Regions from separate parts of the Homo sapiens genome. Here region 1 is linked to region 2. A link is an interaction called in ENCODE POLR2A ChIA-PET data of the cell type or tissue named here. Cell type or tissue: GM12878. All regions are shown on one strand. Links, peaks and the distances in the headings refer to the core of each region. The heading gives the core; the rest is flanking DNA. Region 1 overlaps DST (dystonin). Region 2 overlaps DST (dystonin).

What was found. ChIA-PET counts read pairs that join two places held together with the same protein. Peaks named below come from ENCODE experiments on the same cell type or tissue, not always from the same donor. Only the 100,000 strongest peaks of a DNase experiment are listed, where the experiment ranks them.
Region 1: POLR2A ChIA-PET joins it to region 2 with 5 read pairs; 3 of 35 experiments call an interaction of 5 or more read pairs at or near these places.

What each region holds. Positions count from the first base shown.
Region 1 is chr6:56,868,852-56,874,239 of GRCh38, reverse strand. The region is part of intron 3 of DST (dystonin); the gene reads left to right. It also overlaps the pseudogene RPL17P26. Among named protein-coding and RNA genes, the nearest start is that of DST-AS1, 28 kb to the right of the region's middle. In GM12878, for the core only: no CTCF peak of the experiment used is centred there; no DNase peak of the experiment used is centred there; H3K27ac peaks cover 1,116 bases.
Region 2 is chr6:56,930,568-56,935,955 of GRCh38, reverse strand. All of the region lies in intron 2 of DST (dystonin), which reads left to right. Among named protein-coding and RNA genes, the nearest start is that of DST, 22 kb to the left of the region's middle. In GM12878, for the core only: no CTCF peak of the experiment used is centred there; no DNase peak of the experiment used is centred there.

The DNA of each region.
Region 1 (5,388 bases), core at 305-5,304, 62 kb after region 2:
GGCCTCCCAAAGTGTTGGGATTACAGGTGTGACCCACCAGAGGCAACTTTGTTTTTAATTTTTATGGATACTAATAGTTGTACATATTTATGGGGTACATGGTTTTTTTGTTTTGTGTTTTTTAAGAGACAGGGTCTCTCTGTGTTGCCCAGGCTGGAGTGCAGTGGTTATTCACAGGTGTAAAGTATACTACAGCCTTGTATTCCTAGGTTCTAGTGATCCTCCCACCTCAGTCTCCCAAGTAGTAGGACTATAGTTATGCACCACTGAAGCTGGCTTACATGTGGTGCTTTGATACAAGCATAGTGTGTAATGGTCAGATCACAATTGGGATATTCATCACCTCAAACATTTATCATTCTTTTGTGCTGGGAGACATTCCAAACCTCTTCTAGTTATTTAGAGCTATACAATAAAGTATTAACCACAGCTATCCTATATTGCTGTCAAACACTAGATCTTGTTCCTTCTGAGTGTATTTTTGTGCTCATTAACCAACCTCTCTTCATCTCCCCTCTCCGCCCAACCTTCCCAGCTTCTGGTAAACACCTTTCAATTCTCTATCTTCATGAGATCCACTATTTTAACTCCAACATGAGTGAGAACAGGCAATATTTTTCTCTTTGTGCTTGGCTTACTGCACTTAACATAATGCCTTCCAGTTCCGTCTATGTTGCTGTAAATGACAGAATTTCATTCTTCTTTATGACTGAATAATATTCCTTTGTGTATATATATATATCTCACAATTTCCTTATAATTTCATCCATTGATGGACACTTAGGTTGATTTCATATCTTGCTATTGAAATGCCTCAGTACATTGGTCTAGGCAAAGATTTCTTCAGTAAGACCTCAAAAGCACAGGAAACCAAAGCAAATTGACAAGTGGGATCACATCAAGCTAAAAAGCTTCAGAGGAAACAATCAACAAAGAGAAGAGACAGCCCACAGAATGGGAAAAAAATATTTGCCAGCTATTCATCTGACAAGTGATTAATAACCAGATTATGTGAGGAACTCAAACAACTCAAGAGCAAAAAGACAAATAATCTGATTAAAAAATGGGCAAAAGATCTAAATAGATATTTCCCTAAAGAAGACATACAAATGACGAACAGGTATATGAAAAGATGCTCAACATCACTAATTGTCAAGGAAATGCAAATTAAAACTACAATGGGATATCATCGCACCCTGGTTAAAATGTCTGTTATCAAAAAGAAAATAACAGATGCTAGCAGGTATTCAGGGAAAGGAGAATGCTCATTGGTAGGAATGTAAGTTTAGTACAGCCATTGTGGAAAACAAAATATGGAGGTTCCTCAAAAAACTAAAAATAGAACTACTATATGATCTAGCATATAGTAGTTCCCACTGCTGGGTATATATCCGAAAAAAAAAAAAAGGGGGGGGGGAATCAGTGTATTGAAGAGATTCTGCACTTCCATACCTATTTATTTTTAAATTACTCTATCTTTCTATCTATCTGATAAATACCTATACACCCCCACTCAAAACAAAAGCTAAGATCTTGGTAGTAACCTATGTCTAATGATATGGTCTCTTTTTCCATTGGCCTGAGTGTTCTTACTCAAGATAACCATCATTCTGAAACACATTTCATCATTCTCTTGTTTCCCTGTTCACAGAGTTTTATTGCTAGTCTATTTATTCCTAAAAAGTTTAAATTTTTTATTTTATTTATTTGTTTTCTTAGAGGTGGAGTCTTACTCTGTTGCCCAGGCTAGAGTGCAGTGGTGCCATCATAGCTCACTGCAGCCTCAAACTCCTGGGCTCAAGTGATTCCTCCACCTCATCCTCTTGAGTAGCTGTGACTACAGGTATGAGCCACTGCGCCTAGCTTAAAAAATTTTAATTTTAAAATTTTAGTTACTTTTAACTTAATAAAAAATGTTATCATACTTTATGTAATTATTTGAAACTACCTTTTTTCACTTAATATGCTATTGCTAATAGTATTGCTAATAATATTGTTCACTATAGTTTATTTGTTTCAACTTTTGTATGACTATACCACAGTTTGCTCATTTGCTCTCCTGTAAGTGGGACATTTGTTTTCAGGCCTTTACTGTATGAGTGCCACTGTGCATTTTCTTGTACATGCCTCTTACTGTTCATGTGCAGTTTTTCTTGTGTATATGCTTAGTGGAATTACTGGATCAATTCTTAGTAGAATCGCTGGACATACATGAAAGTTCAACTTCAGGAGATAATGCCAAACTCTTTTTCAAAATACCTGCACCCATTTATACTTTCCTCAGCCACGTCTAAGCGAGCATGAGGAGCCACGTTCTTTTCAACACATAGTAATATTAGACTTAATTTTTTTTTCCAGTTGAATACATGCAATCTGTTAACCCCATTGTGGGCTTGATTTGCTTTACCCTGATTGTTAATGATGCCACACCTCTTTTCTTTTTCTTTTTTTTTTTTTTTTTTTACTTTTAATTGTATTTATTTTAACGCTGAATTTACTCCTGTGCTGTAAGTTTTTGTTTCTTCAGTTTCTTCTGGGATATCTTTTTCTTCTAGGCAACCCCCTCTTCTGGTTTAGGAACAATTTGTTCCTTTTCAGTAAGGATCATCTCGATGTGGCAGAGAGAGCTCATGTATGGGTTAATCCAACCATGAGCTCTGTAGGTCCAGCAGTGTGTCTTAGGTGCTTTGTTTATTTGGATATGCTCAATGACCAGAGAATCTACCTCTAAGCCCTTAAGTTCAGCATCACTCTCTGCATTTTTAAGCATGTGCAGCAAAAATTCAGCACTCTTTTTGGGCCACCGACCTTGTGTCCGGCCTCACTGCTTGGCCTGGGCACACCTGCCAACTCCAGCATTGTAACGTTGGAATGGTACACACTGTTTCTGTAAAGTGACATCTTTCAGATACTTCGTGGCTTTTCGTATATGCATACCCTTGGTGTCCTGGGCAGTTTCACGAGTGTTCTTAAAGTGAACACGAAGATTTGAACCTCTTGATTTGCATGACTTTGTGTGGTTCTCTGGGTCAAGTAAATAGTGAACCATTTTCACAGACTACCTCAGGCCACTTAGGGGAAGAGGAAGAGCCCCACACATTTTTTCATATGTTTATATCTTTTTGTATGTTTATTAGCCATATATGTTTTCTCTTCTGCAAAATGTCTGTCCATTTCATTTGCTATTTTTCTTCTTTGGTTGTTTGTATGTTTTTTACTGATTTGAGTGGGTTCTTTATATATACATATTCTTTGTTCACTGAATTTTAATTTATATTATTATATTTTCATTGCTTGGTATTTTTGACAGTCTCTTATTCCTAACTCCTACTTTTGATACTCTTTTCCCTTTATTTAAATATATAAAATATGTTTATTTTATATGTAATATCTGATAATTAACATACCTGAAGTTTTTGCCTATGGATTTGTGTCTGTTGTTTCTATAGTTTCACCAGTGGGGCCTTGTTTCATTGTATGCTTTGTGACTTTCTTGTTGCCCAGGATGGAGTGTAATGGCATGATCTCGGCTCACTGCAACCTCTACCTCCCGGGTTCAAGTGATTCTCCTGCCTCAGCCTCCCGAGTAGCTGGGATTACAGGTGCCTGCCACCATGCCCGGCTAATTTTTGTATTTTTAGTAGAGACAGGGTTTCACCATATTGACCAGGCTGATCTTGAACGCCTGACCTCAGGTGATCTGCCCACCTCGGTCTCCCAAAATGCTGGGATTACAGGCGTGAGCCACTGTGCCTGGCTGCTTTGTGACTTTTTACCATGAGCTCTTTTTTTTTTTTTTTTTTTTTTTGCAGTTGCAAGATTTAATAGAGTGAAAATAGGGCTCCCATAAAATGGGAGGGAACCCAAAGGGGGTTGCCTTTGCTGGCTCGAGTGCCTGGGTTTATATCCCGATCATTGTCCCTCCCCTTGTGCTCTCAGGCGATAGATGATTGGCTATTTCCTTACCTCCTGTTTTTGCCTAATTAGCATTTTAGTGAGCTCTCTTTACTACCTGATTGGTTGGGTATGAGCTAAGTTGCAAGCCCCGTGTTTAAAGGTGGATGTGGTCACCTTCCCAGCTAGGCTTAGGGATTCTTAGTTGGCCTAGGAAATCCAGCTAGTCCTGTCTCACCACGAGCTCATTTTTGACTGAACTTTATCTGTGGTAATTTTAGAGGCTAGGCTTGAAAGTACATTTCTCTAGAGTGGATATTCTGTTAGTTTTGCCAGGGAAATCTAAAAAAAAAAATCTCAGCTGGGTGCGGGTGGCTCATGCCTGTAATCCCAGCACTTTAGGAGGCCGAGGCAGGTGGATTGCTTGAGCTCAGGAGTTCAAGACTAGCCTGGGCAACATAACAAGACATCGTCTCTACTAAAAATCAAAAAAATTAACTGGGCATGATGGCGCCTGCCTGTAGTCTCGGCTACTCGGGAGGCTGAGGTGGGAGGCTCGTTTCAGCCTGGGAGGTTGAGGCTGAGATTGTACCACTGCACTTCAGCCTTGGTGACAGAGCGATTCCCTGTCTCAAAAAAATAAATAAAAATAAAATCTCAGTTTCAGAGTTTTTCATACTGCATAGATTGTGTGAACTTGGGCCATAAAATACACATGAGAATCAGCTTGTGGTTATGAAGTTTTTTTTTTTTTTCTTCTCTGTCCAGCCACAAGCTTGACATGGGCAAGTGTCCTTGCAATCTCAGGGTATTTTTCTTTGGTTTTCCTAGTTCATGCTTCCCTGGCTTTATTTGTTTGTTTCTATTTTTGTGTTTTTCACTGAGACTCCTTTGGCTTTGTCTTCTGTCCCCTGAGCAGGTCGTCCTACTCTTCTGTCTCCTGTTTGTCAAGTGAAACTTTAGATGAGAGGGAATCAGCCTAACATTTCTGTATTTGTGCTTTTGCTTTTCTATTGCTCTAGCCTCTAAGAATTTTTCTTATTTTCCTGCCCCTTTGCTGATTCATTTAAAAATATTTTATCCAGCATTTTTAGCTACTGTACAGCAGGAAGGTTTGTTAGGAAGTCAAGTCTGCAATATATCTGAGAAACCCTTGCCTTGTTTTTGTATGACTAGACTCCCCAAAATAGGTCCCCTCAGATCAGAGCCATATGTACCCCAAAGTTCTAGCATCCATACCTAGAGCCACCAAAAGTTTTTTAAAAAATCTGTACATCATTATCAAAGTACAGTAGCCATCGTCTGCCAAGGCATAGCTTTTAGTCCTTATTTTTAGTATAATTTCATTTCTATGTAGGGCTGTGCAGTACATTTAGCCAATTGTTTCTTATCTCTTGGTCTTAAAGCAGATGACAAAGGACCTTCATTTCCCACAGAGGGTAGAATTCATGTTTACATAGGGTATTGAGAAGTGCTGTAGTGACTCACTTATTT
Region 2 (5,388 bases), core at 207-5,206:
TTATTCTTTTTGTTTTTCTTTTTTCTCTTTTTGAGACAGAGTCTCGTTCTGTCACCAGGCTGGAGTGCAGTGGTGTGATCTCGGCTCACTGCAACCTCTGCCTCCCGGGTTCAAGCAATTCTCCTGCCTCAGCCTCCTGAGTAGCTGGGACTACAGGCACGCACCACCATGCCCAGCTAATTTTTGTATTTTAGTAGAGACGGGTTTTCACCATGTTGGCCAGGATGGTCTCGATCTCTTGACCTCGTGATCCGCCCACTTTGGCCTCCCAAAGTGCTGGGATTACAGGTGTGAGCTACCGTGCCCGGCAATCTCATTATTCTTTATATTTTCTGCATTTGTCTCCAACTTCTGTACATAAAATAGATTGAGGTTAAAGAACTACTTGCAGATTTTAAAGAAAACAATATGTATCACTTCATATTTACTGATGAGTTTACAAAGAGTAGAAATTTCACATTAAGAAGTAATTAAGCAGTAGACCATTAACAAGTTTTAAATAACTAACTGACCAACTTTGAAGAATCATTAAAAGAACATTAAATAGTATATTCCTGCTACTGCCCACTCTGCAGTGAGCTGCACGCAGCAGGCAGCAGGCAGTTGCGAGCATTTCAGACTGATCTAGAGTGTGACTGCCTCTTGTTTTAAAAACGGTTGTGGGGCATCCCAAAGTGAATCCCAAATACATTCTTAATTGTTTAGACTCTCTTGAAATATTTGGATTACCTAGCTGTATGTCTGAATCATCAGCTGTTCTGGGTGGGAGATAAAATTGGGAAATTTTGGCTGGCTACTGCTATATTACAATTTCTCTAGAAACTTCAGTTAATAATGGACTCAAGCATGCCTTGAGCTGTTCGCCGAGAAACTATGGCAACGGGCCTTTTAATTAAAGCTGAAGTAGTGTGTGTAGCTTAGGAAAACGGAGATACTGCCAATTGATAGGGTGACAGTATGGGAATCATCCATGAAGCTAACAAGAAATTTCTTTTTAGATATATTTAGTTAACTCTTTTTTACCTAAGTTGCTCAAAGAAACACTAGTAAACTCTTTTAGTGGACATCAATATTTGGCTTTGGAATATGTTACAATATTTTTTAAAGAATATATAGCTTCCTAATTTTTTTTAAGAATAATATTAAAATTATTTTGTGTTTTCTGAGTATATGTTAAACTGAGAGTTGGAAGTTATTGGAAGGGTCAGCCTAGAGGCATCCTTAATGTCAGAGGGCAGCCAATCTGAGATAGTTCACAAAACCAATGATCTCTCCATTTTGGTGATGGAGACATTAGTGTGCCTTAATTCTCTCTCTCCATGTCATATTCTCTCTCTCTCTCTCCCCTCCTTCTCTCTCTCTCACGATATATATATATATATATATATATATATAATATAATATATAATATGTATATTTTATATGTATATAAAAGTGCACTAGTGGGCTGATGATTGACAAATTAGTAAACTGTCCCCCTCTTGAGCTAACGCATTTCCAGGCAGTGTGCTGGAATTTATAAGCCCAGACCATAACAAAAGTGATTTATTATTGTTAGCTTTCCAAATTAAAAAAATAAAAACTAAGTAGAAAAGCAACAGTTGCCATTTTTTGAGGGTCAAGTATGTGTTATGCTAACAACCCCCAGTGATGGGCAGATTCTATTAGCCCTTTGGTAGGGGCTGAGGAGGGGGAGAATTTGAGTTTAAGTCTGTTGTTTTAGCATCCCATCTTAAAAAGTGTCCCTGTTTGAGGATAAATTGCAGTCACCTGGTGAAGGCAATCGCTAGAAAGATGAGTAGCATCTAATTAAATAAAATGTTCTACTTAGGAGGCTGAGATGGGAAGATTTTTAGAAGCCAGGAGTTTGTGACCAGCCTGAGCAGCATGGTGAGATCCCCATCTCTAAAAAATAAAAAATATATATATGTATATAAAATAAAACAAAATGTAATAGTGACAAATGTAAAAGCCCTTAAGCCAGAGACAATGTAGGAATTGGCTCTTACAAAAGCCTGTTATCTGGTTTCCTTGGCTTTGGGTTTCAGTTCACTTTTTATGATACTGTTGGCAGAGTAAGCTATCTGAAATAAGATCTGATCTTCCACTCCTTTTGCTTAATGGCTTTTCTTTGCTTAATGGCTTCCCGTTGCTTACAGGATAAGTACACCCTTTCTTGGTATCAGCTCCCACATACCTCTAATGCACACCTTAAACTCAAACAAGACCCAGCTGCTTGGTTCCCTACCCCATTCTGTTTTCATGCCATTGCTCATGCTGGAACCCCTCTATTCTACTTTTTTGTTGTTGTTGCAAACTCCCATTTCTACTTAAAAATGAGGATTAAACATCATTTTCTTCCTTTCTTTATCTCACATTCTTCCCTTAGTCTTCCTGGACATTCTCCCCTCTTGTTATTGAACTGAACTAACTGGGGCCTGCTCACCTGGCACGGTAAGGCCAAACATCCACACTGAGGTTTGCAGTGGAAGAAAGGAGGGCATTTATTTGCAGGGTGCCAAGCAAGGAGAATAGTGCAGCTTATGCTGAAAGACCTGATCTCCTCAATGGCTTGCAAGTCGAGTTCTTAAAGGCATGGTTAAGTTTTAGGAAAGCAGAAGTTACAGACAAAATCATAAATCAATATGCAGAGGTTACACATTGGTTTGGCCTACAAAGGGTGGGATATCTTGAAGTGGGGGCAGGTCATAGGTAGATTAAAAGATTTTCTGTTTTGCAATTGGTTAAGGAAGGGAAGCTTTGTTTAAGATCTGGGTCAGCAGAAAAGATTGTTAGCTCTGGTTTCTGGTGTGACTTCTTTCAGGACCATCAGGAAGAAATTTACAGCAAAGAGAAGTGGTCAGAGATCAGTCCTCAGTTCCTCCTATCTGAGGTCTACATGCTGTTCGGTGGGGGTCTGGGTTTCTGAAAAACAACTCAGGAACATATGTTAAGATTTTATCTTTACTTTCTATAGAGAACCAAACATTGTATTATTTTAACTTCCTGGGAGATTGTTTTAAGCTACTATTACCTTCTTGCTTATCTAGTTGCTCATTTATTTCTCAGGGAGACCTAGGTACCTGGAAATTCCCTTGAAGGAACTCAGGATTTTCTATTATTTCTATGCTTGGGACCCACAGACCCCTAAGAAGTGTCCCTGCTCCATCTCACTCTGGGACTGGATGAGGGCACCAGATATGGGGATTTACACACCAAGGCAGGTGGTATGTAATTTTTATCTTGTATCCATAGCCTTGTGTGGCATCTGGCATGGAATAGGCACTTACTATTTGTTGAATATTTGATGTTGGCTAAATATTTGATGTATATAGGAATGGAATTAAGTGAGTAAACTAGAGTTACCAGGCATATTTGAGAAAATACAGAGTAGTTGAACTTCAGTTCAGCTGTTTTCCCTCCTCCTTCTCTCCCACCCTTCTCTTGCCTCCCGGCTGCCTGTTCCTCCTATGCCTGTTCTGTGGCTTTCCAGAATACCCTGGTCAAGGAATTGCTCTTCCCTTAAATGCCCCTCTATTAGTCCACTTCCATTCTGCTGATAAAGACAAACTTGAGACTAGGTTTGGAAGACTTTTTCTGGAAGAAAAAGAGGTTTAATTGGATTTAAAGTTCACATGGCTGGGGAGGCCTCAGAATCATGGCGGGAAGCAAAAGGCACTTCTTACATGTTGGTGGCAAGAGAAAATGAGAGAGAAGCAAAAGCAGAAACCCCCCATAAAACCATCAGATCTCCTGAAGCTTATTTACTACCACGAGAACAGTCTGGGGGAAACCACCCCCATGATTCAAATTATCTCCCACTGGATCCTTCCCACAACACATGGGAATTATGGGAGTACAATTCAAGATGAGATTCGGGTGGGGACACAGAGCCAAACCATATCATTCAGCCCCTGGCCCCTCCTAATCTCATGTCCTCACGTTTCAAAACCAATCCTGTCCTCACATTTCAAAACCAATCATGCCTTCCCAGCAGTCCCCCAAAGTCTTAACTCATTTCAGCATTAACCCGAAAGTCCAAAGTCTCATCTGAGACAAGGCAAATCTCTTCTGCCTATGAGCCTGTAGAATCAAAAGCAAGCTAGTTACTTCTTAGATACAATGGGGTTACAGGTATTGGGTAAATACAGCAGTTCCAAATGGGAGGAATTGGCCAAAACAAAGTGGTTACAAAGGCCCATGCAAGTCCAAAATCCAGCAGGGCAGTCAAATTTTAAAGCTCCGAAATGATCTTCTGTGACTCCAGGTCTCACATCCAGGTCACACTGATGCAAGAGGTGGGTTCCCATGTTCTTGGGCAGCTCCACCCCTGTGGCTTTGAAGGGTACAGCCTCCCTCCTGGCTGCTTTCACAGGCTAGTGTTGAGTGTCTGCAGCTTTTCCAGGCCAACAGTGTAAGCGGTTGGTGGATCTACCATTCTGGGGTCTGGAGGTCGGTGGCCCTCTTGTCACAGCTCCACTAGGCAGTGCCCCAGTAGGGACTCTATGTGGGGGCTCTGACCTCACATTTCTCTTCTGCACTGCCCTAGCAGAGGTTCTCCATGAGTGCCCTGCCCCTGCAGCAAACTTCTGTCTGGGCATCCAGGCATTTCCATACATCTTCTGAAATCTAGGCGGAGATTCACAAACCCAAATTCTTGACTTCTGTGCACTCGCAGGCTCAATACCACATGGAAGCTGCCAAGTCTTGGGACTTGAACCCTCTGAAGCCACAGCACTCTTTGGGGACACAGAGCCAAACCATATCAGCCCCTGAGCTTCCAAAATACCCTTTGCCTTTCTTTCCCAAACTTCTACCCTCAACTCCAATCAAAATGCCATTTCTTTACTGAGGAATGCAGCTAGATATAATTAGGAGATTATCACATCAACCTAATTTATGCCAGGCTATAAATGACTGACAGTGAGGCAGCAGGAAGTGTTTTGATTTTGAATTCCACAATATAAGTGATTGATTTCGTGTTCAAATTTCTGACTGTGTATATAACCTTCTCTTTCACATTGTATATTAATGACATCCTAAACATGTTTTCATGCAAGGGTTTTGGATTTTGTCATGCAATCGTGACAAAGGAATATTCTGAGAGCTGCCTGCCTGTAACCAGTTTCAGCAACATTGCTGTCTTTGTTCAGCAGCATTTGTGCAATTATTTGAATATTTTATTGCTTTTTCATATCTTTCTTATATAAATGAATGAACACTAGAAAAATTACTGATAATGCTGGTGATGGGAAATTAGGTCTTATATAGCAATTCACTTCAGATAAAGATATAAAAAATCAGGTGAGCCAGAAAGAAGAAATTCTTAGCTTCAAGTGGATACTCTCTGAATTAAAGCCCGTCTAGAATCTGTTTTATTGGTAGGAA